Linked DNA regions of Homo sapiens: region 1 is linked to region 2. A link is an interaction called in ENCODE POLR2A ChIA-PET data of the cell type or tissue named here. Cell type or tissue: MCF 10A. All regions are shown on one strand. Each heading gives the region's core, and the rest is flanking DNA. Links, peaks and the distances in the headings are about the cores only. Region 1 overlaps IKBIP (IKBKB interacting protein). Region 2 has its middle 26 kb from the start of SLC25A3.

What was found. Peaks named below come from ENCODE experiments on the same cell type or tissue, not always from the same donor. Only the 100,000 strongest peaks of a DNase experiment are listed, where the experiment ranks them.
Region 1: POLR2A ChIA-PET joins it to region 2 with 5 read pairs; 12 of 35 experiments call an interaction of 5 or more read pairs at or near these places.

Annotation. Positions count from the first base shown.
Region 1 is chr12:98,631,267-98,641,878 of GRCh38, reverse strand. IKBIP (IKBKB interacting protein) reads left to right here. Exons shown (of 3, transcript NM_153687.4): 2 at 7,466-7,583. Among named protein-coding and RNA genes, the nearest start is that of IKBIP, 8.2 kb to the left of the region's middle. RefSeq lists an enhancer at 4,409-4,578 and a silencer at 5,606-5,665. In MCF 10A, for the core only: no CTCF peak of the experiment used is centred there; a DNase peak (open chromatin) is centred at 5,718.
Region 2 is chr12:98,565,997-98,568,496 of GRCh38, reverse strand. No RefSeq gene overlaps it. Among named protein-coding and RNA genes, the nearest start is that of SLC25A3, 26 kb to the left of the region's middle. In MCF 10A, for the core only: a CTCF peak has its summit at 1,429; a DNase peak (open chromatin) is centred at 1,466.

The sequences.
Region 1 (10,612 bases), core at 4,655-7,154, 69 kb before region 2:
GTTTGAAACCAGCCTGGGAAACATAGTGAGACCGTGTCTACGAAAAATTTTTAAATATTAGCCAAGTGTGGTGGCATTCGCTGTAGTCCCAGGTACTTGGGAGGCTGAGGTGAGAAGATAGCTTGAGTCTGGGAAGTCAAAGCTGCAGTAACCCATGATTATACCACTGTGCTCCAGCCTGAGAGACAGAGCAAGACCCTGTCTCTCTAAAATGTATGTATTATATGTGTTTTTTATGGGCAGATTCTATAATTATTATTTAAATAGTTGCCTCTTAGTTGCTCTTGTGAAATCTTTTGCTGCAAAAATTGAAGCAAATGTACTTTGGTTGCTGTTTATTGCAAAATATTTATTCATAGTAAATTTTGAAATAAAAATATATCCCCATAAGACATTTGTAAACATTTTCCAGATAAAAAGCAAGTATTTGGCATCTTAAAATACTTAAAAGCTCACTAGAATTTTGACAAAGCCATTGAGATCTTTACCACTAAAACACGTAATTCAGCATCTAAAAGTCGGTCTATCAAATCTTTATTAAATGCTTTCCGTACTGACACGGCCCTGGTGGTTAAAATACAAGTGCATATGTGTGCCTGTCTGTGTACTCTTAAATACTGCTTACTCTCACTCTTCATCTGATTAAGTTGGAGGGAAAAAATCTGAACCCTTCCACTGCCCAAGAAGGATTTCAAGGAATCACACTATATCATTGTCTTCAGACCATTTCCTATGTGGAAAGAAAAGAGAAATAATACATAAGAAACTTAAAAGTGTGTTGCTTTAATATCTTCTCTCTGCTAAATAAAGGCCTGATAGGCCAGGTGTGGTGGCTCCCACCTGTAATCCCAGCACTTTGGGAGGCCGAGTTGGGCGGATCTTGAGCTCAGGAGTTCAAGACCAGCCTGGGCAACATGGTAAAACCCTGTCTCTACAAAAAATACAAAAAATTAGCCAGGCATGGTGGCGCATGCCTGTAGTCCCAGCTACTTGGGGGGTTGAGGTTGGAGGATTGCTTGAGCCCCGGAATTTGAGGTTTCAGTGAGCTTTGATTGCACCACAGCACTCAGCCTGGGTGACAAAGTGAGACCCTGCAAAAAAAAAAAGGCCTGATATATCCTATGTCATCTTGACAATAAACACTGGAGATAAGTTGCCCAAACCCATATGGCTTGAGTGTCAGTTTGCATAGCTCTTTTCTAAACTCTTATAGAAATTTTTCAGGTAAGAATTGAGGTGATTCTACTTTCAGAAAGTTAAAAAGTTGTTAAATTACTAAACAAGACACAAAACCTGTCACTCATGCTTATTTAATTACATAGAAATTTAATCAGCTGGAATTTCCATTGTGAAAATTTTGTTTCTTATGGAAACTTCAATAGATTTTTTAATTGCTTTTTTGTTTTGTTTTGTTTTGTTTTGTTTTGTTTTGTTTTGAGAGATGGAGTTTTGCTCTTGTTGCCCAGGCTGGAGTGCAGTGGCGCAATCTCAGCTCACCGCAACCTCCACCTCCACCTCCCAGGTTCAAGCAATTCTCCTGCCTCAGCCTCCCGAGTAGCTGGGATTACAGGTGTGCGCCACCACGCCCAGCTAATTTTGTATTTTTAGTAGAGACAGGGTTTCTCCATTGGTCAAGCTGGTGTCAAACTCCCAACCTCAGGTGATCTGTCCACCTCAGCCTCCCAAAGTGCTAGGATTACAGGCGTGAGCCACCGTGCCTGGCCTAAATTGCCTTTATAAAAGTTTTTTATAGTATCTGTTATAATTATGTACAAAAAGTCAAAAGCTCTTTAAGCAAGTTGTATAACTCTGGTTTTTGTTTTAATTATCCAATATAATTTTCTCTATAAATCATACTGTAAAACCTTGGCTAACTCCATTTCCAGCTTTTTTCTTTGTGTTAGTAGAGTTTTATCTAAAAGACAAGGGTATAATTTAAATGTCCTGCTTCTTAAAAATGGAATATGGTCAAGGTTTTCTTGAAAACTAGGTATTGTGCTAAAACTGAGGCTATAGATGGTATGAAACATAGGGCTAAATGGGTACTGACCCTAATAGTGGCCCTGGAACTTCTTTCCTTGCAGAAGGTCCGTAACAGCTTCCTTTGGTTATTTGCCTCTTTTTCATTATTAAGCTGAAATAGAGCCAGAGGAAATCCTGAATTTGTAAGTCCTCAGTCAGCTGTCTGCCACCATTTAACGTTCCTAAAGGAGCTATTCAGAGGCAACACACACCATTAATTACCACCATGCACTGTAGGAAAATGTAAACCATTCATTATCACAGGACCCTAGATAGATCTGTATGAGGTCTCTATAGACTGCAATGGCTCATGAAGGAGTCAGGAAGATTCTTTTTGTAAGGCCTACGCTAAAAGTAGCCTGGGTCCCTTTCTCCTGTATCTCACTCTTCCACAAGGCCATATGATATGATAGTGAGAAGAGGCCCAAAAACGAGAGTTATTTTTATTTAGTGATTTATAAGTGGTCTAATCCATCTATTCCATCCTTCATTTGCCATAAACACAACCCAGTTTATACTTAGTGTTCAAAGGGGGACAGGCCTGGGGCTTCTATCAAGTGCAAGTGGTCGGGAACCCTGCTTCCCTTATGCAATCATAGGCATGTAGGAAGGATGGAAGAGTAGCTGCACAAAGTAGTCCAAAAGAAAGATAGCTGGTCTTGTTGATGGGCACCTGTAATCCCAGCTAGCTGGGAGGCTGAGGCAGAAGAATCACTTGAACCCAGGAGGCGGAAGTTGCAGTGAGCCGAGATCACACCACTGCACTTCAGCCTGGACAACAGAGTGAGACTCCATCTCCAAAAAGAGAAAAAAAAGGGGCCACAGTACTTAAAGGAAATAGCTGATGTGCTATGGCTCTATTGTTCCAGGAGCTTTTATAAATAGCAATAACTAATGTCTACAATAACTCGGCCAGGCATGGTGGCTCACACTTATAATCCCAGCATTTTAGGAGGCCAAGGCGAGAGGATCGCTTGAGCCCAGGGAGTTTGACCTGCAGTGAACTATGATTGTGTCACTGTAGACCTCTTCCTCTTCAGCTGCCTCAAAAAACGAACAAACAAACAAAATAGCCAGATCTCCTCTCTACAGAATTTTTTTTTTTAATTAGCCAGTGGTGGTAATGTACCTGTGGTCCTAGCTACTTGAGAGGCTGAGGTGGGAGAATCACTTGAGCCCAGGAGTTCAAGGCTGCAGTAAGCTATGATCAGGCTACTGTACTCCAGCCTGGGTAACAGAATGAGACCTTGTCGAAAAACAAACTACAACCCTATGAAGTATTGGCTGGGTGCTCTGGCTCACACCTATAATCCCAACAGTTTGGGAGGCCAAGGCAGGAGGATCACTTGAGCCCAGGAGTTCAAGACAAGACTGGGCAACATAGGAAGACCCCCATCTCTATAAAAAATTAGCCAGGCATTATGGCACACGCCTGTGTTCCCAGCTACTCAGGAGGCTGAGGGGGTAGGATGGATTGGGCCTGGGAGGCTACAGTGAGCCATGATCACACCACTGCACTCCAGCCTGGGAAATAGAGTGAGATCTTGTCTTTAAAAAATAAGATTAAAATAAGGTATTATCCCCACTTCACAGATGAGGAAACATCAAAGTTATTTAACTTGCCCAAAGTGGTTATACAGCTTAGTAAATGGCAGAGCTAAGGCAGTCCAGTCACCCACCTAATCAGTATGATTCGTTGCCTCCATTCGATATTAATCCCCAACAAAAGGCCAAGATCCTAGAAATAGAAATCCCCAAGTCCAGAATTACTTATAGTTCTTTTCTTCCTTCTACTTGAAGGTATACCCTTTAGCAGACCCTAATTGCTTGTTTTTCACTCTCATCTAAATGGGAAGACTGGGAACTGCTCTCACTAGAATATGCCCCTGACTCATAAAAAGGAAATAAAGGACCTTATACCCTAACATGGATGCCAGTTTGAAAGCTTAGTTTTTCAGATCTGAAGCAGCTTTCTCAGCATATTTTCTTGACTTCTAGAAAATCAGTCATCTAGGCTGGGTGCGGTGGCTCACGCCTGTAATCACTTGAACCTGGGAGGTGGAGGTTGCAGTTAGCCAAGATCATGCCACTGCACTCCAGCCTAGGCAGCAGAGCGAGACCCTGTCTCAAAAAAAGGAAAGAAAGAAAAAAGCCGGGCGCGGTGGCTCACGCCTGTAATCCCAGCACTTTGGGAGGCTGAGGCAGGCGGAACATGAGGTCAAGAGATCGAGACCATTCTGGCCAACATGGTGAAACCCCATCTCTACTAAAAATACAAAAATTAGCTGGGTGTGTTGGCACACGCCTGTAGTCCCAGCTACTCGGGAGGCTGAGGCAAGAGAATCACTTGAACTCGGGAGGCAGAGGTTGCAGTAAGCCAAAATCGTGCCACTGCACTCCAGCCTGGTGACAGAGTGAGACTCCATCTCAAAAAAAACAAAAAGAAAGAAAAATCAATCATCTTCTTTAATGTTAAATGAATTAATATTTATCAAGTACTTAGAATAGTGTCTGGCACAAATAAGGGAAAAATAAAATATATTTTAACGCAGCACAGCACATATCACTTCATTTTTTTCATCACTAGTGCTGAGTCAGCTTTGTACTTTTTTCTTATATGCACCGTTCACATGTAGCAAGGATGAATTTTTTTTTATTTTAGTAAGAGGCTAATCAAAAAAAACTACTAATTATCAGAGATGATATTTCCACTAACATGACACAGGTTGTGTTTAAAGCTTGAATTTGAAAAGAAGTTCTGAGAAAGTTCATTAATGTATTTTTTGTAATGAATCAACCTTCATACGAAAGTCTCTTATAATAATGATTTCATTCTGAATAAACTCGCTAATCTATAGTATAGATCTATGGTGGAGTATTGGATAATAAAACTAGTCCCTGAAATGAACTGTGTTTCTTCTTTTACTTTTTTTTTTTCCCCCCTGGCAGGGAGGGACAGGAAGGCGTGAGGAGGGCAACTCTTATTTCTTTAGGGTGGTCTCTTTCTTAATAAGGTCTCTATCTGCTGGTCTTAGATATCCAATACTCTGGGGGAAAAAAAAAAAATCCTAAAAGCCAGAAATGAAACAGCCAATGAAAAAAGAATTATGTTCACCCTTCCATCTCAGAGAATTAGGATAATAGTGTTTTCTAATAACCAGAAGCTTTAAAGGTTCCTATTAATTTAAACACAGGAGAAAAGTCAATCTGTGCTAATAATGTAACCTGGGATCCCGTATAATAGAAATTAGCCAGCATCATCAAAAGAAATGTATTTCCTCCAGTATTGTAAACATTTGTCTAATTTAGCTTTGGACAGTTTTGTAGCTACGGTTAGCCTAATGATGCCATTTATGAATTCAAAGCATTACCACTTTTGCAAGGATGCACAAAGTTCAGATAACTGCATTTACTCAGAAAAGTCTTTCACCTCTCCATTAATCCTTGGGATCTTTAAATGATTGCCTTTCAGTGGAAATGAATTTCACAAAACATGGTCAGTCAGTATGGTTCTAAGTTTGGCTGTGCACTTAGATTACCTGAGAAGCTGTTGAGTTTCCAACATCCAAGCCACATCCCAAGCCAATTAAATCAGAATCTTTGTGAGACCCAGGCATCAGATTTGTTAAAGCTGCCAGGTTATTACAATATGTAGCAAAGCTTTTGAACCACTTGTCTCAGGACTGTGTTTAGGCAGGTACTTATGGTTCTGCTCCATTGCGTTTTGATGACTCAATATGCAAAGAATTTCAAGTGTTTTTTTCTGAGCCTAAAGAATTGAGTTAAAGTAGACAAAATGGTATTGGATCCAAGACAATTCTTTTATGCTTGCTCATTTCAAATCCTGTATAAACAGATGTTGATTTGTTGTTTTGAAGATTGAGATAGCTTTTTGGGCTTCCACCCATAATGAAGAATAAACTCCAATTTTAGAGTGACATCTCAAGTACACCTATACGAGTCACATCACTGAGTATAACCAATTGTGCAGTTTATACACTCTGCACTGATTGTGATCTATTGTCACTTTGGCAATGGCTTTTTTCTATTTTCATACCTCTTTTCACACCTCCTGCTATTTTGCAACTTCTAATTACTATCACTTCTCTCTTCTACTCCACTGCTTTTTATCAGTCAACTCTTCTACATTTCAGTTTTAAAATACTTTTTATAGACGACTCTTGTTTCGCCTACATTTCAGCATAAAAACACCTATTTTCTAGATATTACCCAATCATGGCCTTGTGAAAAACAGTAGAGATCAAAGATCTTGTTCTAAATTTTTCACTTTGTCCTCCTCTAAAATATTTCTTGTGCATGCATCTATTACAGATATCACACCATCTTATTTGGTGGGCTGTGAATTGTGAACAAGGGCAGTGCTTTACTCATCTTTGCATGAGTTAAACCAGTACCTACCACATGAAAATCTGTCAAAAGAAACTGATAAAAGCTGCATCTAGGCTGGACATGTTGACCCACACTTGTAATCCCAGCGCTTTGGGAGGCTGAGGGGAGGATCACTTGAGGCCAGGAATTCAAGACCACCTTGGGGCTGGGCACAGTGGCTCATGCCTGTAATCCTAGCACTTTGGGAGGCCAAGGCGGGCAGATCACTGGTCAGGAGTTCAAAACCAGCCTAGCCAACATGGTGAAACCCCATCTCTACTAAAAATATTAAAAAATTGGTGGGGCGTGGTGGCAGGTGCCTTTAATCCCAGCTACTTGGGAGGCTGAGGAGGAGAATCGCTTGAACCCAGGAGGCAAAGGTTGCAGTGAACCGAGATCGTGCCATTGCACTCCAGCCTGGGCAACAAGAGCAAAACTCCATCTAAAAAAAAAAAAAAATACCGGGCGTGGTGGCTCACGCCTGTAATCCCAGCACTTTGGGAGGCCAAGGCAGGTGGATCACAAGGTCAGGAGATCGAGAGCATCCTGGCTAACACAGTGAAACCCCGTCTTTACTAAAAATACAAAAAATTAGCCAGGCGTGGTGGCAGGCGCCTGTAGTCGTAGCTACTCGGGAGGCTGAGGCAGGAGAATAGCGTGAACCCAGGAGGCGGAGCTTGCAGTGAGCCTAGATCGCGCCACTGCACTCCAGCCTGGGCGACAGAGTGAGACTCCATCTCAAAAAAAAAAAAAAAAAGGCTAAAGACCACCTTTGGCAACATAGCGAGATGGACAGTCCTAGCTATTTGGGAGGTTGAAGTAAGAGGATCACTTGAGCCCAGGAGTTCAAGGCTGCAGTGAGCTATGATTGTGACACTGCATTCCAGCCTGGGTGACAGAGTGAGACCCTGTGTGAAAAAAAAAAAAAAAAAACCTACAGCTACCCATACCAGAATTTATGTTGTTCTTAACAGAAGTGGGTATAATTCTCCTTTGAAATTCGGATTTAAATGGATATGAATTGGAGAATAGTGATTTTTCTTTTCTTTTCCAGGTTTGTATTTCAGCAGTCAGAAAAATTTGCAAAGGTGGAAAACCAATACCAGTTACTGAAACTAGAAACCAATGAATTCCAACAACTTCAAAGTAAAATCAGTTTAATTTCAGAAAAGGTAATCATTAATTGGCTTATCTGGGACGGTTTTCCCATTTTACTACCCCACTATCATTTCTCTATCCCAGCTCAGAACTTCTTTCTTCCTGCCTTTTAGACCATCACTATTTTAACTCTCACTGATCTTCCTACCTCTTGACATTCTCCCTCTGAGCCATTTTGACTCAGATTGCATTTTGAGGGGCAAGGATTTTTTAATATGATAATTTCTAGTATTGAAAAAGACCAATTTGTTCATATTAGCATGATGTTAATTTTCTACTTAAGTGTCAGGTATCTAGAGCATTGAAAATATGGTTGATCATGTCTACAGCCATACCACCCTGAATGCGCTCGATCTCATCTGAAAATATGGTTGATCTTTGGACATAAAATTAGAATATGAATAGCACTTATTGGGAAAAGATCTATCCATTTTTTCCCTTACTTTTTGCTTTTTAAGGATATATGTACATGCATTTAAGAATGGCTAGCCTAGGCTGGGAGTAGTGGCTCATGCCTTTAATCCCAGCACTGTGGGAGGCTGAGCCAGGCAAATCACTTGAGGTCAGGAGTTAGGAGACCAGCCTGGCCAACATGGTGAAACCCCATCTCTAGTAAAAATACAAAAATTAGCTGGGCGTGGTGCACACGCCTGTAATCCCAGCTACTCGGGGGGCTGAGACAGAAGAATCTCTTGAACCTGGGAGGTGGAGGTTGCAGTGAGCCAAGATCACACCACTGCACTGTAGCCTGGGCTATAGAGCGAGGATCCGTCTCAAAAAAAAAAAAAAAAAAAAAAAAGAATTAAAAAAAAAAGAACGGCTAGCCTAAAAGTAACTATTTGTCCTGTAGCCAAATAAGAATTCCAATGAAAATTAAAATAATACCATGTCTATATTGTGTTCCTTCAAGTTGCTGATTTCTACCAGATGCGTTATTACTGTGATTCTTAGAAATGTGAGACAAATAAACATTTTTGTAACTCCCACACCTCTCAGGAGAAAGTCAAAGTCAGCTGTGATCAATAAGGCATCATGTAGGCCTATTCTGGGTACCAGGGACCAAGCTATCATTGGGAAATATGGCTTTTTGTTCATTTATTCATTCACTAAACCTTTGCTCATGTCACAAGGTAAGCAAGGACCTATGCTTGGCACCAGGGTGGGTAAGGATGTTGTAAAAATAGAGATGAAATGGAGCATCTAAGTCCCTGCAGCCCCATGCACAGGATGAGCATATAATCCTCCAGAAGAGAAAAGCCATGGAGGAAAATTAAGTATCCCTCACAAATGCCAGGGGATTCCATGGATGGTGAGTGTAAGGGATTTGGGGAAGGAGCTGCAAAGGAGTTGGTATTTTCACATAGGGCTCAAATTGGAATCTGAGCCAGGCGTAGTGGCTCATGCCTGTAATCCCAGCACTTTGGGAGGCCAAGGCAGGCGGATCACCTTGAGGTCAGGAGTTCGAGACCAGATTGGCCAACATGGCGAAACCCTGTCTCTACTAAAAATACAAAAATATTAGCTGAGCATGGTGGTTCATGCCTGTAATCCCAGCTACTTGGGAGGCTGATGTATGAGAATTGCTTGAACCTGGGAGGCAGAGGTTTCAGAAGTGAGCTGAGATCATACCACTGCACTCCAGCCTGGGCAACAGAGTGAGACTCTGTCCCAAAAAAAAAAAAAAAAAAATTGGAATCTGGTTGTAGCTGTTGGGGGAACTCTAACATACCATTAGAAGAAATCCCAGGGGCAAGAAACTTCATATATATATATATATATATATATATATATATATATTTTTTTTTTTTTTTTTTTTTTTTTTTTTTCAGATAGAGTCTCTCCCTGTCATCCCAGCTCTCACTCTGTCATCCAGGCTGGAGTGCAGTGTTGGAATAACAGCTCAACCTCCCAGGCTCAAGCACTCCTCCCAACTCAGCCTCCCAAGTAACTGGGACTAACAGGCACGCCACTGCACCCAGCTAATTTTTTTTTCTTTAATTTTTTGGAGAGACGGGGTCTTGCTACATTGCCCAGGCTGGTATCAAACTCCTGGCCTCAAATGACCTTTCTGCCTCTGCCTCCCAAAGAATTGATATTACAAGTGTGAGCCACTGTGCCTTGCCAAAACTTCACATATTTAATTAAAAGCTATTGAAGGCCGGACGCGGTGGCTCACGCCTGTAATCCCAGCACACTGGGAGGCCGAAGCAGGCAGATCACGAGGTCAGGAGTTTGAGATCAGCCTGGCCAACATGGTGAAACCCCATCTCTACTAAAAATACAAAAATTAGCTGGGCGTGGTGGCGGGCGCCTGTAATCCCAGCTACTCGGGAGGCTGAGGCAGGAGAATCACTTGAACCTGGGAGGTGGAGATTGCAGTGAGCTGAGATCACGCCATTGTGCTCCAGCCTGGGCAACAGAGTGAGACTCCATCTCAATAAATAAATAAATATAAATAAAAGCTATTGAAAACTTATTTTGAACAAGATTTCTCCTTTTTTTTTTTCTTTTTTTTTTTGTGGGGGAGGTCAGGGGTGGTACAGAGTTTCACTTTTCTCATCCAGGCTGGAGTACAATGGCTCGATCTTGTCTCACTGCAACCTCCGCCTCCCGGGTTCAAGTGATTCTCCTGCCTCAGCCTCCCGAGTAGCTGGGACTACAGGTGTGTACCACCACACCCGTCTAATTTTTGTATTTTTGGTAGAGACGGGGTTTCACCATGTTGGCCAGGCTGGGCACGGTGGTTCACACCTGTAATCCCAGCACTTTGAGGGGCCGAGGTGGGTGGATCACCTGAGGTCAGGAGTTCAAGACCAGCCTGGCCAACATGATGAAACCCCATCTCTACTAAAAACACAAAAATTAGCTGGGCATGGTAGCGTGTGTCTGTAGTCCCAGCTACTCAGGAGGCTGAGGCAGGAGAATCGCTTAAACCGGGGAGGCAGAGGTCACAGTGAGCCGAGATTGCACCACTGCACTCCAGCCTGGGCAACAAAGTGAGACTCCATCTCAAAAAAAAAGCTTTTGAAGCAGATTTTTAAAA
Region 2 (2,500 bases), core at 1-2,500:
ACAGATGTGAGCCACCACGCCTGGCCAAGACCCTATCTCTTAAAAGAAAAAACTCATAGACTCTTTGGTCCATTTATTTCATTTTGGGGAACTATTCTTACAATTACAGCACATGTGCAAAATGATATGGGTACAAGATGATTCATTGTAGCATTACTTATAACTACAACAGATGGGAAACAATGCAGTAATCGATCAATAGGGTTAAATAAATTATGCTACAGCCACACATGGAACACTATGAAACTGCTAATAAATATAAATAAATAAAATGAAACCTTTTGTACTGACGTCAAAAGATTCCAAACATTGTTAAATGAAACATTAAAGGTATTAAATAGTAGGTAGATTATGACACCACCTATGAAAGAGAAGAGTAAAATTGTGTGTGTGTGTGTGTGTGTGTGTGTGTGTGTGTGTGTGTGTGTGTGTGCATGTGATATCTCTGGAAAGATACACACACAAAAACTAATAACATTGGTTGCCTATGGGGTGGGGAACTGGAGAGTGGGGGTCAGAGGTGAAAGGGAGACTTTTCATTGTTTCTTTTTTCTTTTTCTTTTTTTGAGACAGGGTCTCACTCTGTCACCCAGGCTGGAGTGCAGTGGTATAATCACAGCTCCCTGCAGCCTTGACCTCCTGGCCTCAAGGGGTCCTCCTGCCTCAGTCTCCCGAGTAGCTGGGACTACAGGTACACGCCACTACACCTGGCTAATTTTTAAATATTTTGTCGGCTGGGCGAGATGGCTCACGCCTGTAATCCCAGCTACTCAGGAGGCTGAAGCAGGAGAATCGCTTGAACCTGGATGGCAGAGGTTGCAGTGAGCCGAGATCGCACCACTGCAGTCTCCGCCTGGGTGACAGAGCAAGACTCCGTCTCAAAATAAAAAAAAATAAAAAAGTAATAATAAAAGAAGACCAAAACTAACAGCAATTCACTTTTTGTTTTGTTTTGTTTTTTTGAGACGGAGTGTCACTCTGTCGCCCAGGCTGGAGTGCAATGGCGCCATCTCAGCTCACTGCAACCTCCACCTCCTGTGTTCAAGCGATTCTCCTCCCTCAGTCTCCCGAGTAGCTGAGATTACAGGCGCCGGCCGCCACACCCAGCTAATTTTTGTACTTGTGGTAGAGACAAGGTTTCACCATGTTGGCCAGGCTGGTCTCGAACTCCTGACCTCAGGCAATCCCACCCGCCTCAGCCTCCCAAAGTGCTGGGATTACAGGTGTGAGCCACTGCACCCGGCCTACAATTTTTTTTTTTTTTTTTTTTTTTTAAGACATGGTTTCACGCTTTTGCCCAGGCTGATCTCCAACTCTTGAGCTCAAGCGATCCGCCCACCTCAGCCTCCTAAAGTGCTGGGATTACAGGCGCGAGCCACCTCACCCAGCCAGCAACTCACATATTAATAACAAATGACAGACTACTTCACAGAGCTCTCCTATAGCAGAACGATTACAAACTACACTGAGTTTCACAGCGACATCTAGTGTACTCTTTTTGTAAAATCATAAACTCAATGGCTGGAATACCAGTTTGTGGCCATATGACTACGTATTATTTTTTAAATCCTGAAGTAAACGGCCTAACTAAAGCCTGCTTATTAATTCTTATTGTGCGAAATGTTTGGGGTTCTCACTGTCCATGTTTTAGCTGGATTAGAATTTACTACAGCAGTTGACACTGCAGTATAAAAATAGTTACTTTTGGTTGCTTCAAAATTTTACCGTAAAATTTACATAGTTTGTAATGAGAAAAAGATCAGGAATATTACGAATTCATCTGCAAATTTTTCCTCAATTCGAAGCTACCTAATACAGGGTAGTATAGTATGAAAATACTGTAGAAAGATCTCTGCACACAAAACTAAAATTCTATTTGTAGAATATTGGGAAGTTAGAAATTACCCAAGTAAAAATGTCAGCAACATTCTTGACTAATAAAGGAGTACCAGACAATAATAAGCAAATACTTTGGGACTACTATCAGACATTCTCTTTGGTATGGTAAAAATGCACAATAGCCCAAAAGTGACTTATTTATAAAAACAAAACAATCTATAAGAAAACATTTAGTTATAATACCATATATATAATGTTTTTCTGTTATATCTACTTTATTTAAAAAATTGTTTTGACTTTTTTTTGAGACAGGGTTTCACTGTATTGCCCAGGCCTGGAGTGCAGTAGAGCTATTCACAGGTGTGATCATAGCACACTGCAGCCTCAAACTCCTGGACTCAAGGGATCCTTTGGCCTCAGCCTGCTGAGTAGCTGGGGCTACAGATACACACCACTGAACCCAGCCCTATTACATCTATTTTGTTTTTATTTATTTATTTTTTTGAGATGGAATCGCACTCTGTTGCTCAGGCTGGAGTGCAGTGGTGCAATCTTGGCTCACTGCAACCTCCGCCTCCCAGGTTCAAGCGATTCTCCTGCCTCAGCCTTCAAAGTAGCTGGGACTTCAGGCACACACCACCACACCCTGCTAATTTTTGCA